Regions from separate parts of the Homo sapiens genome. Here region 1 is linked to region 2. A link is an interaction called in ENCODE POLR2A ChIA-PET data of the cell type or tissue named here. Cell type or tissue: A673. All regions are shown on one strand. Region 1 overlaps RPL37A-DT (RPL37A divergent transcript). Region 2 overlaps IGFBP5 (insulin like growth factor binding protein 5).

What was found. Peaks named below come from ENCODE experiments on the same cell type or tissue, not always from the same donor. Only the 100,000 strongest peaks of a DNase experiment are listed, where the experiment ranks them.
Region 1: POLR2A ChIA-PET joins it to region 2 with 15 read pairs; 9 of 35 experiments call an interaction of 5 or more read pairs at or near these places.

Annotation. Positions count from the first base shown.
Region 1 is chr2:216,491,551-216,494,050 of GRCh38, forward strand. All of the region lies in intron 1 of RPL37A-DT (RPL37A divergent transcript), which reads right to left. Among named protein-coding and RNA genes, the nearest start is that of RPL37A-DT, 6.0 kb to the right of the region's middle. RefSeq lists an enhancer at 1,017-1,076. In A673, no CTCF peak of the experiment used is centred here; DNase peaks (open chromatin) are centred at 431, 691, 971 and 1,511; H3K27ac peaks cover 1,580 bases.
Region 2 is chr2:216,687,506-216,690,005 of GRCh38, forward strand. The region is part of intron 1 of IGFBP5 (insulin like growth factor binding protein 5); the gene reads right to left. LOC124900515 (a long non-coding RNA gene) reads right to left here. Exons shown (of 2, transcript XR_007088080.1): 2 at 1-2,500. Among named protein-coding and RNA genes, the nearest start is that of IGFBP-AS1, 5.7 kb to the right of the region's middle. In A673, a CTCF peak has its summit at 328 (motif pointing right); no DNase peak of the experiment used is centred here.

The sequences.
Region 1 (2,500 bases), 200 kb before region 2:
TCTGTTTTTACAAAAACTGTATCAAATTCTTCATACTGAAAATGACTCACTTCACATGATGTACTTGGCCATTGTTTCATATTGATCTACCCATTAAATTATGATTTATTTATTTATTTATTTATTTATTGAGACAGAGTCTGTCTCTGTCGCCCAGGCTTGAGTGCAATGGTGCGATCTCAGCTCATTGCAACCTCCGCCTCCTGCTACTCGTTAAATTAAGCTTAACCCAGTGCTGCCTTGTTACATATTTTAAAGTCCGCCTAAAGGTTTCTCTGTGCAGAGTGAACTATAACCTAACTAGATTGGTAAACAGACTGGGACCCACTCTTGTAACAAGTAGCCAAGTCTCAGGCAATTACCGCAGCCATATGTCAGCCAATCACAGGTGGCCAACCGTTCACACTGTGTTCAAATAAGGCAAATATGCAACCAATCCAGCTCTTTCTGTCCTCACTTCCCTTTTCTGTATGTTACTTTCTTTGTTCTGTCCATAAATGTGAACCAACCATGTGGCAACCCTGGAGCTGCTCCGGACCTCTTCTGGTTGTGGGGGCTGTCCAATTCACAAATCATTCTTTGCTTAATTAAACTCTGTTAAATTTAATTTGTTGAAAGTTTTCCTTTTAACATACCTTATCCCACTTAAGAGTTGCCAAGTAACTACTCCAGTCTTTATGTGTGCACTTCCTGTGTAAATGCTCTGTGACGGGTCCATTAATAACTAGAACGAGTTTAAATGGAATTTGAGGGGAGAAGGAGGAAAGGAAAGAGGGGTTGCCTGAGTCAATTTCCCACACTCTTATTCTTTCGGGGCATCCAGGACTGCCTTGGAGGGCCTCACCTTTCCTGCTGGGTCAGCTCTTGCCTGTGGCTCTGGCCTCACGGGACTCTCAACAATGCTGTGCAGGCCCCACTCTTGTCTGTGGCCCCCAGGGGCTTTGTGGAGAGCAGGCTCTCTTGAGGCATGAAGTGAAGGAACCACGCCCCAATAAACCCTTTCTGTCTCCAGCACAAGATGAATTTGGAATGATGCTTGCACCTCAGATTTCTTTCAAGAATAAAATGTTCCATATGCCCCAAGAGAACTGGTTAACAGCTACAAGAACTCCTCTCTGGAGGTGACTTTTAACTTATTTATTTTTCTAAAGGCAAAGAGTGAATGTTGAGGGCTCCTTAAGAGCAGAGGTGAGCCAGCAGTGATTTTTACTGAGTCTTTTATGGGGACACATTATAGTTAACATTCTCCACACCGGATGGTACTCTAATAGGGATGGAAATTTATGAGCCCACAGAAAAGACAAATTGAGACTTTAGGAGAGGGCCGATTCTCTGAAGTCACTCAGAGCTGATTTCATGAGTGCTATTTGTACATCCTCAAGCTTGCTATTTAAAGATAATTGTTCAGTTTTGACAAAATTGCTCTGAACATGAACAATTTCCTCCTATTATGGAGTGTCTCATTTTCAGCCGCTTACTGCATTCCTACTCATGCATTCCCTCTTCTCTTGCTCTCTCTCTCAGACCCCCCTGAAGGCCAGAGACGTAGGAGGCTCTGCAGCGGAGGGCGTGGGGGAGGCAGCACATTTGCTAAATGATGATCTGAATTAGGCTCTAGTGCCAGCCCAGGATGGCTCACCTCAGCTCTGCCTGGACTGCCCCAGCATGAAGCTGACTCACCCACTCCCCAGCTCAATTGAGCACCATCCTGTGTGGCCAAGAGGCACAGTCTGAAAAGGGAGGATCATGGTGAGCATTTGTTTAAGACTCCTTCCACTAGTCTCCTTTGTTTGTATCAACATGGATATATTTTTGTTTTAATTTATAGTTTTCTGGAGGCAGGCATTGCTTGGGTGGAGAGCTTTCCAGATAACATCCCTGAAATGCAGTGCATTTCCCTTCTGAGGGAAGAGGGACTTGTTCCCTTGGCCCCTTGCCATCTTCCACCCTAACCTATGGGGGCAGAGGGTGCATGAGGCCTGTGGTGGAAGAGAAACATCTTGGGCACATCTCACTCCCTTTGTGGGCCTCAAGCGGCATCAGTTACCATGACTGTAGTGGTTTCATTGTGTCCAAGCTAAAGAAATTAAGGAGAAAAGAGATGGGCATATTTTTAAGGGAAAGAAGAAGGCAGATCTTCTGTACTTCCTTGAGTATGGCAGAAGAGGAGAGAGGATTGAAAAGGCAGAAAGAGATGTTGAAATCAGGTAGCAGCAGCAGCAGCAGCAGCATCTCAACAAACATACTGGCCACTATTTTAAAATGTTCACTAGACACTTCATGGAAGTTATTTTATCTTCCTGAGACCCTTTATTGTACAGTATACTCATTTTGCAGCTGCGGAAAGAGACTTAGAGACTTGAATCATGTGATACAGTGGAGCGAACACACGTTTATGTGTCACTTAATGGCTATGTGACCTTGGGCAAGTCATTTGACCCCCCGGGCCTCAGTTTCCAGTTTGGGCTACATTATCTCTAAAGCCTTTTTCAGTTCTGAC
Region 2 (2,500 bases):
TTGTGACTCTGGTTCACATTTCTTGGTCCCTGGGAAGCAGCTGGCGATAACTGTACACATAGGAAATACACACTGATGCACAAGTCCCTGGCTGAGAATCTCCAGCCAAGCTTCTTTTGGAGTTGGGGAAGGGGGAGCATGCTTAGTAGAAGTGTCTGTCTGTTCCTCATACATTCCCCAAATGAGAAGGTAATGGTGGGGGGATAGGTGGGGAGCAGCCTCTGGAGGAAGCACTGGGCAGCTTTTCTCCTGGCCACTTTCCCATCATGACCCATCACAGCCAGTTCAGAACATTGCCAGCCACAGCCACATCCCCCCAAAGTTCTGCATGACCAGAAGGGGGCGGCAGGGAGGAAGTAGGGTTTACGCTTCTCTCCTGAGGCCCCGAAGAAGGTGCCCAGGCTCTGCTAGGGACCAAACAAGGGAGCCCTGTCTGTCAACGAAAGCTGAGACTCCCCTTTTTTGAGTCTTTGGGAGCAAAAGGAAAGAGTGGGGACAGCAGTTGCCTTCTCAGGTGAGAGAGGGGTTTGCTGGTAGCCATTAACCATGTGCAGATACATACGGAACATCTGAAATGTGGCCCGGGGAACTGAGGAACCACATTTTAAAATTTATTTAATATTTATTTAATTTTAATTAGTTTAAATTTAAAAACAGATACTCAACTCAGTTATTGGAAAGATTTTAAAGTATGTTTGGAATGCCTCAGGTATGTGACTCTGCTTTTTCAACTGTAAATTTTATGAAATCTAAATACAGATCAAGTATTTCCAATGAAAATTTAGTGTCTGAATTGAGATGAGCTGTAAGTGTAAAAAACACCGGATTTCAAAGGCTAAATATGAAGGAAAGAATGTAAAATATCTCATTATAATTGTTTTATTTTGAGCGTGTGGTGAAAGGATATTTTGGATATATTCAGTTAAAATGTATTATTACAATTAATTTCCCTGTTTTTTTTACCTTTTTAAAAAAGATGTGGCTACCAGAAAATTAAAAATGACAAATATGGCTTGTATTATGTTTCAATTGGAAGTGCTGTTCTAAATGATCTGGAAGAAGAGTCATCCTGGCTGAGGTGACAGAGGGGTGTCGCAGTCCCAGTTCGGGATAACTGGAACCCACATTAAACAACTCAGAGAATCAGCAGAGGTCATCTGAGGCCTGGCTCTGAGTGCAGATTCAGTGGGACCTTATTTTAGGCCAGGGAAAGGGGCCTGATGGTTTAGGTTGAGGGATCAAACATGAGATAACTGAGTTCGTTTAAAATGTTCCTATAGTTCACCTGGCAGGTCTGACTTACCGGAAAAAGGGGCCTATCTTATCTGCCTCCTTCCTAAGCATCCCAGAAGGAGGAGCTGCCACGGCCTCCAGGATGTATTAGAATGGGTCTCAGCACTTCCTGCAGCACAACCAGAAGTCCCCAGCTGCCCTCTGGAAGCACATCTCTCCTCTCCTGCTGAAAGATCTGAGACACATCTGCCTATGAAAGAAAGCCAGGGGGCCCTCATGCTCTCTTCCTTATCAGCTTTGGTGGTATATGGTTTTCCTTCTCTCCTTCGGATGCAGAACTTCCTAGTTACTGCACTCACCCCATCCAACCACACCCTCTCTCGATCTCTGCTTTCTGTTGGCACCACGTGAGGACTGTGCTGTTGGAAGCGGGCCACTTCTGCACCATGTTCTTCAAGACTACAGGCCGCTGCACAGCTCAGAGGCAGCCAGGCCTGCCTGCCTCTCCACATCAGGAGAGCTTCCTGTCATGTAGAAAATGAGGTTTGGCGCATGGACCTGAAAGCTGGGGTGAACACCCCTCCTTCACACCCTCTTGGTCCTCTTTCTCTGACCAAACCACTAGCCTAAGCCAGGCTTGTATGCAAGACTGTGTAGAAAAAGGGACAGAAGTGAGTGTGAAAATAAGAGAGTGTGGCCCTCTCCACTTTGGGGCCGCTTCACTCCTTTTCCTACTGCCCCTAAAACAGAGTGCCTTCAGATTATGGGTTCTTATGTCATGGAGTGATAGCATCTGGCAGTGTTTGCCAAAGGCCTTACTGCAGGTTAGCCCAGGTCCAGGCATGAGCCCCAGTGACTAGCGAGAAAGCCAGGAATGGCTGAATGCAGTGCTGGAGCCCCTGCGGGAAAGAGCTGAGTCCCAGCCCCTTGTCTGTCTCTAACCCTGCTGCCACATCTTGGGCAAGTGACTTCCCACTCAGGGCCTCAGTATCCTCATTCTAAAACTAGGACCTTGACTGTGATGATGGCTATGGGTTCCTTCCAGCTTTAACATTATTTGGCCAATACCCAGACAATTCCTGGAGAGACACTAGGACTGAGCTAAGCTGAGTGGCCAGGCACTAACTAACTAACCTGGTTAGGTGCTCTAAACCAACAGCATAGTGGCCAAGGTGGGAATATAACCTCTCCTCCTCACAGAGATTTTCAGTCACTCCTCTGGATTTATATTTTTTAAAAAGAGAGAGAGAGAGAGAAATGACATCAT